2 separate regions of the Homo sapiens genome follow, and region 2 is linked to region 1. A link is a contact called in ENCODE Hi-C data. All regions are on one chromosome and are shown on one strand. Each heading gives the region's core, a stretch centred on a gene start or an enhancer-like site at or near the end of the contact. The rest is flanking DNA. Distances are from core to core; before and after follow the strand shown.

Evidence for each region. A loop is a pair of places that touch in the nucleus more often than their neighbours do. Pooled maps may share reads with other maps.
Region 2: a loop to region 1 is called in a pooled map, with 3 times the contacts of the local background. The contact joins the promoter of EVA1C here to the promoter of HUNK in region 1. A Hi-C loop is called at or near these places in 4 of 50 pooled maps.

What each region holds. Positions count from the first base shown.
Region 1 is chr21:31,869,825-31,877,182 of GRCh38, reverse strand. It overlaps HUNK (hormonally up-regulated Neu-associated kinase), which reads right to left and starts at 4,163. Exons shown (of 11, transcript NM_014586.2): 1 at 3,248-4,163. The coding sequence starts at 3,508. RefSeq lists silencers at 2,890-3,069, 3,996-4,045.
Region 2 is chr21:32,409,121-32,416,478 of GRCh38, reverse strand. It overlaps EVA1C (eva-1 homolog C), which reads right to left and starts at 3,773. Exons shown (of 8, transcript NM_058187.5): 1 at 3,466-3,773. The coding sequence starts at 3,625.

The DNA of each region.
Region 1 (7,358 bases), core at 2,914-5,413:
AATCACCCAAAACTAATTCTCACAGTTTGAGAATGCAGCTATGAAGCAGGCCAAACTTGGGGTGCCCTCTCAACTTCTGTTTCCCTATGCCCTCTTTCAGCTTTTTCATGGACTGATTTCCCAAGACAAGCTGCCCTGAATCCTTTCGCTCCACGTGGGCTGGGAGTACTTCTCACTACAGTATTAATGACTTCATTCCCCTCCTAATGTGGAATGGATCCTTTATAAAAGGATGGGCCAGGTGCAGTGGCTCACATCTGTAATTGTAGCACTTTGGGAGGCCAAGGTGGGAGGATCACTTGAGGCCAGGAGTTGGAGACCAGCCTGAGCAACACAGTGAGACCCCTGTCTTTATAAAAAATTTAAAAAATAAATAGATAGGACAGGAGAAAAGTGAAATTCTAAATCCAAAATGTACACACCCCAAGAAAAGAGGAATTAATGAGGGAGAGAGGCCTCCCTGGGTCACCCACAGTGGGGGACACTGGAGGCTTAATGACCTCCTTTTCCTCAGCTCTGCTCACTGGAGGAAACTTTCCCCAGGCCAAAATCATCTTAGTAGCTCACCTTTTAAAAGAACTTCAGGTTGTAAATAGCCTGAGGCTGTGGTCATCTTTGTTTTGGCCTTAGTTAGGCAATACCCAAAACTAGAGTGGGAATGAGGACTCATTTTAATTTAGCAATCTTTCTCAGAGTCAAGCATACACACACAACCATTTTAATCCCCACAATCTGCTAAAACCCAAATCTATTAGTTAAGCATTAAAGGTGCTGGATTTGGGAGATAAATGTTATGAATGACACCATTGTTTCTTTAAAGCCAGCAATTGAGTGAACTAAAATCCAGATTTCTCCCAATGCCCGCAATCCCTGGAGCACTGATTCTCCCCGCTGGGGAGGAGCATCCCGGGAAAACCAAGTTTTTCAACACAGACATCTCTCCCCTGCCTCCTTCTCCACCCAAAGAACCACCATCCTTACCCGCAGTCCACCAATGGGTCCAGGGGAATAATTTTACATCCAATTAACATCTCCTGTCATTGCAACAATGAAGTGAGATTCATCATTTAAGAAACATAAGATGGGAGGGAAGGGGAGTGGGCACCTGGGGAAGCAGCGAGTCTCTTCATGTGAATCCTATTTGGGCAAGAATTCCCTGCATGTCGGGGTTCCCAGTGGGCCCAGCACAGAGCTCCAGAACCCAAGCGCTGGCTGAGCTCTGAATCCACCCCCAGGCAGTTCAGCCAAAGCCAAGAGTTTTATGGTGCAAAAATGCGCTGCTACAGAGCCAGAGGCACAGCACAACACAGCAAGGTGGAGGGAAGCCAGAAAAGAAGTCTGTGCACCAGGGCAGGCGAGAAGAATGTACTTGCAGTGTTTGCCATGACGTTGTGAGCATAAAGACTCGCTTCTTTCCGTTATGTTTAGAGAGGAAATATGCACAACCAGCCTGAATCCTATACGTTTCCAATGAAAATAAACTTCCATCGCCAGTGCCAACAGGAATTTACACAGGGCCAGGAGAAGAGAGCTCACTCTAATTAGCCGCATCCTCGCGCCCTGAACGGACCCGCAGTGTGGAAGTCAGACAGCTCACTACGAATCGAATCGAATCGAATCGAGGAGTGTAAGTGTGCCTCGCTCCTGCGGACTAGAACGAGGTTTGGAGGTTTTTCCTTTTTCTTTGAAGACTTACTCAAGTTCATACTGAACGCTCCTTTTTTGCATGGGAATTCAGGCAGGAGGCACTTCTAAAAACTACTCACTCTATCCCCACATACCCATAATAAAGCGGTGCCTCACTCAAAACGGCTGTAGGGAACACAGGGAAAATGACAAGGGTGACGGAGACCTGCATTCACAGGCAAAAGGCTCCAAGACAAAGAGGGGAAATGGGGTGGGGAGGGAACTACAGGTGGGGTGAGGCTAGAGACAGGCAGGAAGGGCAGGTTGGCCCTGTGACCAGGGGTTTCACAGGGCAGCCCCAGGCTGGGCAGAGGCCCCCAGGTCGGAAGGCAGAGGGCTCGGCTCCCAGGCCACCTGCTCGGTTGGGAAGTGAACTCCGCCTTCCCTCCTTGCGGCTGACGCCTCCCTGACCCACGGACCACACAAAGGAGCTGGTCCCCCTCCAGGTTTGAGCCACCCCCAGCCTGGGGGCAGTCTTGAGCCCGAGATGACAGGAGCTTGGGACAGCTCCAGCCTGGATTGGCTCTGAGCTCGGGCAGCTCCAGCCTGGGGTGACCCGGCCTCAAAAGCGAGTCACCAAGCTCTTGGGTTTCTTCTCACAGCTCTAAGTTACACCTTCCATCTTACCTGCCCCTCGCCTGGCAAGGGTTCACAACCATCTAACTTCCAACAAGGCTGGAGAGGTGCCCCTTTTGGTCTCGCGGAGGTCCCCTTTCCTTTCCCCTCTTCTAGAAAGATAAGAAGGCATCTCCCAGTCTCTGGGGGGAGGTATCTGTAGTTCTGTTCCTGCCAGTAGCAGGGTCTTCACTGCAGCTCCCACCCTGAGGCTGGAGGGCACAGAGGAGCTGGGGGAACGGAGAGAAGGGGATGAGAATGGCGGGGATGAGAATGGTGGGTGATGAGGGGGCAGGGGTGGGAGGGTTGAGTGGATAGAGAGGAGCACAGGTTGAGGGATGGACAAGTGGAGGGCGGAGGCAAAAACCCTCCTCTGAGCACGAAAAATTCCCTAGCTGCCAAAAAACATTCCCTAGCTGCCGGAGCCCACAGGTGGGAAGGAATGCAGGATCTCAGCCTTCTCCCACCTCCTCCGAGAGCCCAGGACGGGGATCAGACTCTAAGCTCCCCCCAGAGGCTGGCTGTTAGCTTTCCTGCCCCCCCCGCCCCCCGACATAAGAGCCCACCTCCTCTAGCCCTGGTTCCCGCCTCGCCACGGATCCGCCGCCCCTGCCGGCCTGAAGGGCAGAGGGGCCCCATCCCGCCCCCCGCGCTAGTGTCGCCAGGCGGCGCCCTTCCACGAGCAGAACGGCCGCGCGGGACGCTTCCCGGGGCAAGGCCGTCCCCTCCCAAGCCCCCAACCCCCGGGCAGCGGACCGCAGGCCGCCTTCGGGAAAGGCTGCGAGATGCTGAGCGCGCGTTTTAACCCAACAGGAAAGCCGGGCGGAGGGGGAAGGCGCTTGGCCCGGGACTGCACACTGGGACTCCCAGTGCAGTGCTCCCCGCGGGGTCCTGGCCGCCGACTCCCGCCCCTGTGCCCCAGCCCCACGGCGCCCGGGAGACTCACCTTCTCCCCGGTCAGCACGTGCAGCCCCTCGCGCACCTTGGCAAAGGAGCCCTCGCCCAGCTTCCTGCTGCCGATGAGGTAGTTGCCCACGCGCTTGTGGTGCTGGAAGTCGCGGAGCCGCTCGCGGGGCACGCCGCTCACCCAGGCAGGCAGGAAACTTCCCTCGCAGGCCGCCGCGGGCCTGGCCGCGTCCTCCGCGCCGCCGCCGCCCCCAGGCGCCGCCGGCTCCCCCAGGAGCCCGTCCCCCGCCGCCGCCGGCATCGCGCTCGCCGCGGCCCGCGCGGCTCCTGCTCGTCTCCCGCGCTCGCAGCTCCTCCTCCCCAGGCTCTTCGGCTTCCCCGGCTTCTCCCGCCGCCGCCCTGGGCCCAGCCCCGCCTGGGTCTCCGCACCCAGAGCCCGGGGCCGCCGCGATCACGCCCCCCGCGCCGCCCAGCGAGGCGCGTAGACAATAGCGGCTGCCCAGGGGACGCGGGACCGGGGACCCCGCCCCCAAAAGTTCTTCCTCTTAGGGTCGCCCGGGCCCCTTTCAGGACACCAGGATCCCGCCCCGGGTCCCGTCCAGGAAGCTAATGACAGTCGCCCTGCTCGGGCGCGCGGGGTGGGGCGCGGTCCGGCGGCGCCTGGGTCCCGGGGTCCGGGTGCCTGGGTCCGGGAGCCCGGGTGCCTCCGCAGCCTCCGCCTCGCCGCCGCCGTCTGGCCCGCACGGGCTTGGGTCGGGCTCCCGCGATCGCTCCTAGCCGTGCGCTGGGCGGCCGCTCCCGCCGGAGAGAAGCGCGCGGCGGGCTGCCGGCGCCCTCTGGAAGGCAGCAGAAGAAAGCCCCATTCAGTTTGAATTTGCAGAAATTTAATCCGCTCGCGGGCGGCGGGAACAGATGCGAGCTCCACTCCGCAGCCCGTGCACTTTCAAATCCCTAGTAGCCCCTCCTTCCCCGCGCGCCACAGTCAAACTCGACCCTCGCTGGAGAGGGGAGGGCCCGGGGAGGGGAGCGGCGGAGTGGACGGAGAAGCCACCTGAGCGCCAGACAGGGAGAACCTGCGCGGCCTCGGAGGCGCGCGCTCCCGGGCCGCCCAGGTCGGGCCGCCTCCGGCTGCGCCTCTTGCCCGGATTCTGGGCTTGGGTTTTCTGGACCTTTCGGCGGTGAAATCCCCCACTGGCCGCACCCACCCGGGGCGGGGGGAAGGGGGAAGGCTCTCGAACTCCGTGGACTGTGAGTCGGGTTGCGTGCCCGGCCCTGAGTCCGCCACACAGTAGGGCCCCCTGGACCGGGGGTGGAAGGATAGATGGATGGCTGGAAGAAAGGGTGGGGAGGCGGCCAGGCGTCTGCCCGGGCTCGCACGCAGCCTGGTTGGCTGTGTTGGAGGAGGCGCAGCCACAGCAGTAATAGTAGCAGCAGCAATGTAGGAACCAGGGCGTTTGCTGCCTCTGCTTGTAGCTTACACCTTCTTTGCCTTCCATTGAAATGATGCCTGTGATTGCAGGAGGTGGACCGGCGCTCGCCTCTCTTCGATGCTTTTGTTCTGCAAGCGCTGTGACTGTGCTCATCGCATAAACAATTGCAACTGCCCTGACGACACTGGACCCTCTCCCAGGATCCCCAACGTCTTCTCAAACCGAAAATGAAGAATCTTGTGAGGGAGAAGGAGGAGGGTAGGTAGGAGGAGGCATTTACAAAATGCTACCTGTTGAGGTGCCCGCATTTGATGGAAACTTCACCCCGATCATGCAACATCAGAGCTGAAAGGAAGGATTTGGTCCTAACAAAGTTCCTTTCATTGTTTATTCCTGAGTAAACAAGTATGACATCGACCCATAGCAATGCTTTGAGATTGGGAGTGGGGGGTGGGGGAACAACAGCTGTCATCAATCCAGTGTCTGGGGGTCTCGCTGACCCATCTGAAGAGGGACGCAGAGAAATGCCTGCTTTCAATACATCTAATTTTAAATACGCTACTATATTCATCCACCTACCTGTTACAAGTCACCAGCCTCAGTTATTATGACGGAACATACTGCGTTTTCTGTTGTTCTGTCTCATTGTTCCCGTTTACCAATATTAAAGATACAGCTTAAAATGTTTTTCTTGCTGTGCTGAAGGGACTTCTTTGCTCCCACCGGCCTTGACTATTTCAGTAACGTTCATTCAATCCTTTTAATGTCTCTAATTCAGTAATCAAATCTTAACAGGACAGTTGCATGGGAGGGGAATGGTAACTAGCGTGGTGCCAGCAGAATAGATGTCCAGCAACTGTCTAAAGAATGAGGAATATGGAGCTCACTTTGGGGTAAAAACCACTCTGAGGCCGGGCGCGGTGGCTCACGCCTGTAATCCTAGCACTTTGGGAGGCCGAGGCAGGTAGATCACGAGGTCAGGAGTTCAAGACCAGCCTGGTCAAGATGGTGAAACCCTGTCTCTACTAGAAATACAAAAATTAGCCGGGCGTGGTGGCGGGCGCCTGTAATCCCAGCTACTCGGGAGGCTGAGGCAGAGAATTGCTTGAATCCAGGAGGCGAAAGTTGCAGTGAGCTGAAATCTTGCCACTGCACTCCAGCCTGGGCGACAGAGCAAGACTCCTTCTCAAAAAAAAAAAAAAAAAAACCACTCTGAATCTTCCATCAGAAACAGTTTGGGAGTCCACCCAATGTTGTGTTAATAGAGTATGATTTTTTTTAATGTTAGGACATGCACTCTTTATGAAAATTTAGAGATTTATTTATTAAGGTTTAAGGGAAATTTCTGAGACTGTTCCCCAAAGTATTTTTATGGTCTAAAAAAAAAAAGTTTCATAAAAATGGTGGATGACATTTACAATGAAATAGAGATTTTCTTTCCTTTTAATTATCCTCTCAGGGTAGAGGTCAGGAAAGGGGTGAAGAAGAGAGAAAATCCAGGCCCATTAAATCTTTTTCAAGCCTGCTGCCTGGGTTTGATTCAAGTTCACTGCTAATTCCATAAGCTGGGATGGATGCCAAAGAGAAGTCCAAATCCTATCCGTGCGTCCCCTTTGTAACTGGTTTTGGAACTACAAGTCCTAGTCTCTGAAATGGCCTGTTTAACAAGAAATCACCCCAGAAATGTCTTTATGTAAAACAAATTAGTACACAATATATTGCCCTCATATTCAGTGTGCAGAAAGCATCTGATTATTCAATGCAACAGTAATGCAGCCTTGAAAATTCTCTGCTAATTAGCCCAAACTAATTTCTAGCCTTATCCTCCTGCGGAGTTCCCGGGTAGGGGGTGGTGCTGGCCGGGATCCGGCCTCCCTACTGCCACACCTTTGCCTGTGCCTTGCCCGCCCCCAGTCTGCTGTCTCCGACTCATTTCCACCTAGCACAGGTGTTCCCTTTCCCATGAAGACCTCCCCAACCAATAAGCTGCAAGAAGCCCATCTCCCTCTGTTGTCTCTTAGTTCATATAGTCATTTCACATTCCTCTTATGTCCTGTAGTACTTATTATCTATGACTTTCTTCTCTTTTAGACTTATTGAGGACAGGAGCTGTGTCTAATTTCATTATTTGCCCTACAGTACCTAGCACGGTGTCTGAGACATGATCATTGTTCAGTAAATATCTGTTGAATAAATGAATGAAAGTAATCATTCACTGATTCTCAAGTGGGGTTTTACTGCTCCTGAGAGCAAGACCCCATCAAGTCCTGGGGGAGACAAGTTACCAGTGACTTTCTAAAAGCATTTTTAGGTGCATTGTTGGTTGCCTTTGGGGATCAACAAATATAATTGTTTGTCTTGTCGAAGATGGATCATTCTCTAACTTGGATGAGTTAACCCTTTCAGAAACAGGAGCAATCCCAGTGGGCTGTGAAGCCTTGGGAAGCTTTCTCAGTTGACTCGTACCAGCTGCTTCCTTCCTTCCCTTTTCCTTCCCCATCTCCTCGCCCCATATGGCTGGGAGACTGCCTCTGTGCTCCCACAGAACGCCAGCTTCTAGACCCAGCTGGAAGCAGTCAAAGACAATTAGAAGTAATCAGGCTGGCACAGCCAGGAAATGAGAGTTGGCTAGAAGGGGTTAGGCTGGCAGAAGCCGTCTGGTAACTGGAGAAGGAACGGATGGCAAAGCAAAGACGGCAGACATGGATCAACTTTGCCTGG
Region 2 (7,358 bases), core at 2,524-5,023, 540 kb before region 1:
TGGGTGCCCATAATCCCAGCTACTCAGGAGGCTGAGGCAGGAGAGTTGCTTGAACCTGGGAGGCAGAGGTTGCAGTGAGCCGAGACTGTACCACTGCACTCCAGCCTGGGCAACAGAGTGAAACTGCGTCTCAAAAAGAAAAAAAAAAAAAAAAAAAGAAAAAGAAAAAGAAAAGGAGAGAAAGGAAAGAAGCAGGGAGGAAAGAGAAGACCCAGCTTACCTTCAGCAGAGAAACAACACAAATTAGAAGCACACACACACACACACACACAAAACAGTAAGTACTGAGGGACCATCACAAACTAAATACAAGAGACACACTGAAACACCACTCTTTAAGGCAAAAATATGAGGATCCCTTGCTTTTTATGGCTGCTACTCAAGAGGGCACCCCTCCCTCCTCTCAGCACTCATCCTCAAGCTCCAGCTCCCTGTCTTGTTCTCTGAACAAAGAACTATGGGCATAGCATTATACTTCTGGGGTTTGTTTTGTTTTTTAAGTCAATGATGAATTTAGACGTCTCAAGCCAAATCCTCAATTTGAGAATGCAGTCAAATGAAGAGAACTCTATCCCAAAGAGGAAAGTGGATGAAAGCCAAGCACATTTGAGTATGAGATTAAGGATCAGAGGCACTAATTTTGCATGAACTTCTCTTGCCTTCGCTGGGATTCATTTTTAATGCAGTGATGATAGCCTTCCAGTGGCCGCTGGCGACATCTCAAAATCTTTGGAGATGAGAGAGAAGGCGGTGTTTGGGGAGCCTGTTTACTAGCAAGCTTGGAGGTGATTAGAACAAGTCACGAGCATGGACAGGGAGGAGGAGGGGGCCATGATGCTGCCTCTGGCTTATTAAGAGTGAGATCGATGCTGGAATCCCTGAGGGCAAAAAAAAATCAATGACCCAGGAAAACGACACCAGCTGACAGCCCCAGGAAAAGGCTCAAGGAAGAGCCGCAAAGAAGAGAAAGGCTTAAGGAACTTTCCAAAACTCTGCACTGCTAATCTCCTGGGGGGAGAAAGGGGCCTATATTGTACAGACAATGGCTGGGACCCCTGACATTCTGGCACTTTCTTTCACATGGATACACCATCCTCCCTCCTCCTTCACAGGGCAGAGGGATCCCAAGTTTCCTCTATCCTCTGCTAGTTTTTGATGTTCCCTTTATTTAGAAAAACAGGCAAGTATCTGCATTGTCAAACACTGCTCTCTAGCCCTGGTTATTGTGATCAGGCTCTGCAGGGGAGGATCCACTGTCTCCTTCCAGGCCTCAGTTTTGGTTTCTATGCACTCCTTCAAGTTCATAAAAAGGAACAGGACCGACTGTCCCAGGAACACAGGCGGCAAGCTTTGAGGCCACATGGGGTTCGCGTCAGCTGAAACACTGAACCGAACAATAAGATGGTCATCTTTGGAGCTTAGGAATTTGCAGAGGGAGGGCGGCTAAAATCCAAGTCAAATGAGCCAACTTTGGAAGATGATCTTTCTTTCTCCCTGAGATTTTTCTAATATTTCCCTGACCTCACATGATATAGAATTAAGGTTTAAATTTAAGTGCATCAGTGGTTTGGGAGGACATTATATTTCCTTTCTTCTCCCCAAAAGGCTTCTGACATGTTCTGCCTAATCTTCAGATCTCTGGAGAGCATCACTGATGAGAGGAAAAATGGGGGCTCGTTGTGGGTGGCAATATCACCACCTACTGCTGGCTCAGGGAGTTTGAAACCCTGGAATTTAGGTTCGTATGGAAAGCAGAAGAAAATGCCTTTTATCATTTATACTATTTAGAATAACATGTATCAAATCATTCATTTTACTAAGGAGTTGATAGCTCAACTCCACTGTATGTAACAGTTGCTAGATACAGACAATTCCAAACTTGGGTGGTAATCTATAGACTGTTACAAGTATTGCAACTGCTTCCCTAAAGCAACAGAACTCTAAGTGTCTATAATCTGTGAAAACAATCTAATGGTTACACTGCAATTTGCCTAAAGCAATATTTGTTCAGTTGCAATGATGTCACAAACACAAAAAGGCTTGTCAGTTTTCAATTATTTCCTTAGAATTCAGAGCTAGATGGTGGCTGAACTCAGAACTGCTTTCCATAGCTCAAATCAGCTAATACAGAGCTTTTCTAGCAGCCAAGAAAGTTCTAGTAGTACAAAAAAAAAAGTTAATAGCCCTTGAAAAGTCTGATGCATTTCCCCACAACTCTTACCACAGAGTTCTGATCCTGGGATGCTTGATTTTAAGGGCCGTGGGTGGCTTGCCAAATAGGCCTTATCTTGGCTTCCTTTGCTAGGTAGGAATACTGCCTTGATATTACATATTCAAAGCAAAGAACCTCTGACCTAAGGGCTCTCCACTAACAATGACATTCTCTGTAAGTAAACTAGAACCCCATCTCAACTTCTGGTTTGCCCTTGTTCTTTGCTATGTACTAGCCTACTGCACAAACAGGACTGAGGAGGACTCCCTTTACCACCATTATGTTGCAAAAGACTCTGCACTGAGGACCCGATAGGGACCGACTGTGCAAAGCCTGAACTTGGCAGAAGATCCCTGGAGAAGGAGGAGTATGGGGCTCAGAGCTGCTCCCTAAGCTGGGCTGGGGAAGGCTGAAGGCCTCCAGCCTTGCCAGAGGGAGATCCAGGTGTGCTTCAGCGGCAAGGACATGTGTTACCTTAAGCAACTGCAGCGCTAACTTAAGCATGTGCTCCTATGGCTATCGTCAACCTAGAAATCCCTTTCACTTTGGGGCGTCACACCTGTAAGCTCAGAACTATCTGAGATCCGCTGCGAGAGCCTGGATCACGATTCCCAAAAAGAAAAGCCTCCTAGTTTATTCGAGAGTAGGAAGTCATTATTTTCTGTGAAGGAAACTGGAATTGGAGAGGGAGGACCCTGGTACACTTTGGCAGAGAGGCTCCTCTCTCTTATCTAAGTATCTCCTCATCCCTCACTGCCTTTCCACCAGACCTCCAGTCCCCGCGGGCTTCCCTTTCTACCTGCCAATGTGGACTCGAGGTCAAGTGTCCCCTGGGCTAGTCTCCTTACATGGGCAAACGGGCTACGCGGGTGACAAACGCGGCGCAACGCCTCCGACCACAACACGTGTATTTTACAGCGCTGGGCGCGGCACAGGGCTCAGTTTAAGGAGCCTCCATAGAACGAGCGTGGCTCAGGACCAGGTCCCTAATGCTAGGAAATTGACGAGGTCAACAGCAGGGCGAGAAACTCTGAATACATTACACACCCTTCCTTCTTGGGAGTGGCAGTCCCCCGTCGCCACTTCACTCGCAGCCATCTATATGCCAAGGGCTCACACCAGACAAGTGTCTGTGAGCACGCCTCAACTTTAATCCTACCCCGCCGTGTCCACTGGTGCGGCTGCCCCCAGTCGAGGGTTCACCTGGGCGCTCCGCGGTGCCGGGGGCACACAGCCAGGGAGGGCGCTCTTACCAGAGAAGTCGGTGAGCGCTGAGATCTCTTTGGAGCAGACCAGGACAGTGCAGTAGAAGAGGCGCAGGAGCTGCCCCGGCGGCTCTACCTGCCGGCGGAGGCCGGGATGCTGCACGGGCTGGGGCGTCGGCGGTTGGCGTGCGCGTCCCGGCAGAAGCATCGTGCGCTGCGCGGCGGGGCGGAGGCGCAGGCCCGGGACGCGCTGGGGGTCGCAGGGCTAAGGACGGCGTCACATGGCGGGGAGAATCGATGGCCAGCGGCTCCGCGGCCCCCCGCCGCCTCCCTGCCCAGGCTGCCAGAGCCTCCTCCCCTGCGCGGGCCAGCCCAGGCGCCCCAGCAAAGGGGAGGGGGCGGAGAACTGGGGCGGGGCGAGGATCCCCGAAAAGGATCCGCGTAGTTTCCCCGAGAGGAAATCTCCGTTGCCGCCGTGCCGGAGGAAGCGAGGGGGGCCGTAGGGAAAGCGCAGCCTTCGCGCGCCCCGCGGCTGCCCAGGCCGATCCCTGGCGCGCTGCCCACCGCGGAGGGCGCCCCCAGTAGCGCGCCCCGGGCCGCGCACCTTGAGCGCCTTCCACACCCGGGAAACAGCCGGGCACCCGTGGCCCTGCCCGCGCTGGCCGGGTGCCAGCCTCGCCCTGGCGGCAGAAGGAGCGCGGCCGGTGCCCGTGACGCACTTTGGAGCCAGCGCCGCGCGTGCAGCTGGGGCGCCCCCGGGGCGGGGCCGATCGGGGGCCGCAGGAAGGTGGGGTCCTGGAGGCGTGGGATCGCACCGCTGCCATCCCCGCCACCCGCCGCGCGCCACGTGCAGTCACCCGGCACATACAGTTATCGCCATTCCACAGAAGAGGAGACTGAGCCCCGGCGCCGTGCCCAAGCTCTCGCAGCCAGGACGGCGACGAGCTGGAGGTCTCAAAACCGGTCAGATGGCTCCGGAGCCGGGATCTTTAGCTCCAGCTCGGCTTCCTTTGGGTGCTGGTTGTCCGCAGCGCTGGGGGATCTGACACTGCACCGGCGCAAACAGCCGCCGAGCGCTAATAATTGGGCTTTGTTTTAAAGTGGGCCACAGCATCTTTCTGAACCTCTAGACTGTGCGCGGGGTGACCCACGTTCGGACGCCCAGCCAGTGGCCTAGGAGTGGCCTGCGTAGCCCCAACTCAAGGGTATCGAGGACAAGTGCGCGAGGGGCTCCGTGGCTGCTTGCCGGGTGCGGGTACCTGGCGCCCAGCGACCCAAACCCTATGGATCGCGCGGGGCCGGCGGAAGGGAGGAGGGCGGGCGCTAGGCACACAGTGTTCCCGAACCCGGCGGGAGGGCCTGCCAAGTTCGCGGCGGGCGTGACGCGGAAACGTAGATAATGAGGCCCAGGGCGGGGCCGGACGCACTGCCCCGCGGGCTCCAGAGCTGCGAACGCCCCAGAGTGTGCAGGGAGGCCTGCAGAAAGAAAATGCGGCTGAGGGTCCCCGTGGGACCCACTCAGAGGTGGGCCGTAAAGATCCCGGAAGGGTGGATGGCATTAGATACCACCTAGTACTCCAGCAAGGGCTGGGTCACCGAATTGGGATCTCGGCCTCTTCTTCCAGTCTGGGGAAAAGTGTGTTAAATGCTAAACATCAGTGTTTATCGAGTGAGGCCCAGCCTGTCTGGCATAATGATTTTTAAAATCTACATTCAAATATTAAATAAAAACTCAACCTCCCCAATAACATTTGAACATAAATATTAGTGTGCGCTCTCTAGGTTAGGGAAACTGAAGCTGGGAGTGTGGGTAAGGATGCCCAGCACTTAGGAGCCACAGGGTAAGTAATGTTTGTCCAAAACTCGGGTCCCTCCTGTACTTTCCATTCTGTCTGTTCATTCATCCAGTTTAGATATGAATTGGTACCAACGTGTGCCAGGTTCTGCGCTAGTGACTGACAGTGTTGGCACAGGGAGGCAGCCATGCTCCCGAGTCCTGGGAGTGGGCAGCACTGCCCTGTGGGTCTGCACTGGCTTCCAAATGTCTAAGTGGGCACTGTTACTCACTGTGACAGCATCCCCAGGCTTTCTTACCTGGTAAAGCAGAAACTCAAACATACTTACACACCAATATTCATTGCAGCATTATTTATGATGGCCAAAAGATGGAAGCAACTCCAGTGGATGAATGCATACAGTTACTATTACAGCAGGGAAGACAGACATTGGAAAATAATGCCCCGTGAACGGACAGTCACGAAAGACAGGAACCATGGGAGCAGAAGCGAGGAATGAAGGAGCTGAGCCCGAGGGAGGAAGGGAGATATTCAGGAGCATTTTAAGGCAAGATGGATGAGAAAGCTAGAGGATGAATTGGCCAAGCAAAAACTAGCAAAACCCGGGTGTTGCGGGAGGATGAACATTTTAGAAAAAGGGACCAGCATGTTGAAATCCAAAAGGAGCATGGCTGTCTTGAAGGATGGGGAAAAGTCTAGACAGCTGGAGCAGAGCAAAGGGAAGAGCCAGGGGACTTGGAGGTAGGCAGGCCAGAGCTCAGGGCCCTGGAGACTTTGGTGAGAATTTCCGTCTTTTATCTTAAGCCAGCAAAGAACTGTAAGTACAAAAGTGATGTGATTGGATGTGTGTTGGTAAAAAGTCCTTCTCGGCTGCTGAGTGCAAATGGACTGGAGGAGTCAAAAGCAGGCCCTGGAAGTATGTGTGCCAAATAACTAAAAGCAGAGACAGACTCAAACAGATACTTATGCACCAATATTCCTTGCAGCATTATTTAGAAGAGCTGACAGATGGAAGAACCTCAGTGGATGAATGGATAAACAATATATGGCATGTGGCCGGCTGCAGTGGCTGGTGCCTGTAATCCCAGCACTTTGGGAGGCCGAGGTGGGTGGATCACCTGAGGTCAGGAGTTCAAGACCAGCCTGACCCACACGGTGAAACCCCATCTCTACTAAAAATACAATATTAGCCAGGTATGGCGGCACACGCTTGTAGTCCCACCTACTCGGGAGGCTGAGGCAGGAGTATTGCTTGAACCCGGGAGGCAGAGGCTGCAGTGAGCCAAGGTTGCACCACTGCACTCCAGCCTGGGCAAGACAGAGCGAGACTCCGTCTCAAAAAAGAAAAGTGGGTCTGGGGAGATGGCCGTGGTGAGGGAGAGAGTGCAGTCAGGGGTTTATGGCTGTGCTTGGGCTGATGTGCTCGCTGTACACCCAGAAAGAAGAGGAGAAGCGGCCACAATGGAAGGATGTTTAGAAGGCAGATGGACAGCACAATGCGACCGGGCAGTCGTGGGCTATGAGAGGGTCTGAAGGACGTCTCCCTGGCTTCCCTCTGTTTTGTCCCTTAGCCCCTCACTGTTAAATCAGAAGATTTTGGTCCTAATCTGATCTCTTTAAGAATTTTGGAATCTTGCGAGAAAACTGAATTGCTCAGTTATCTTTCTCTCTGGACCCCACACTTTTCTAAGAGCTTTGTAGGTCAAATACCTTAACTCTGAGGCACTATAACAACTCATAGGACGGAAAAGTGGGAAAAGGAATATATGTTTCAAAGAGGGATGAACAGTGTAAAATCAATCTGGGGTCTGGAGAGAAATAATCTTTTCCACCGAGGCAGTTTTCCTTAAATGCTTTCTACTATGATGGAATTTGAATAATAAAAACAGTCATAGCCACTTGGTATTTCAACACAGTTATGGGAGCTGGAATTAAAGTGAATGATGACTGGTGTGCCAAATAATAAAGTGTTTCCAAAATATTAATACTCACAACAACCCTTTGAGATAGGTACTAACTAGGCTAACTACGTCATTTACTTGCCCAGTGCAAAACGAAAATGTGGGGCCCCTCGTTCAAGGATTATTAAGAATTCCAGGATGATAATAGCAGAGCATTAAACCAAGCATAGTTTAATGCTTTGAA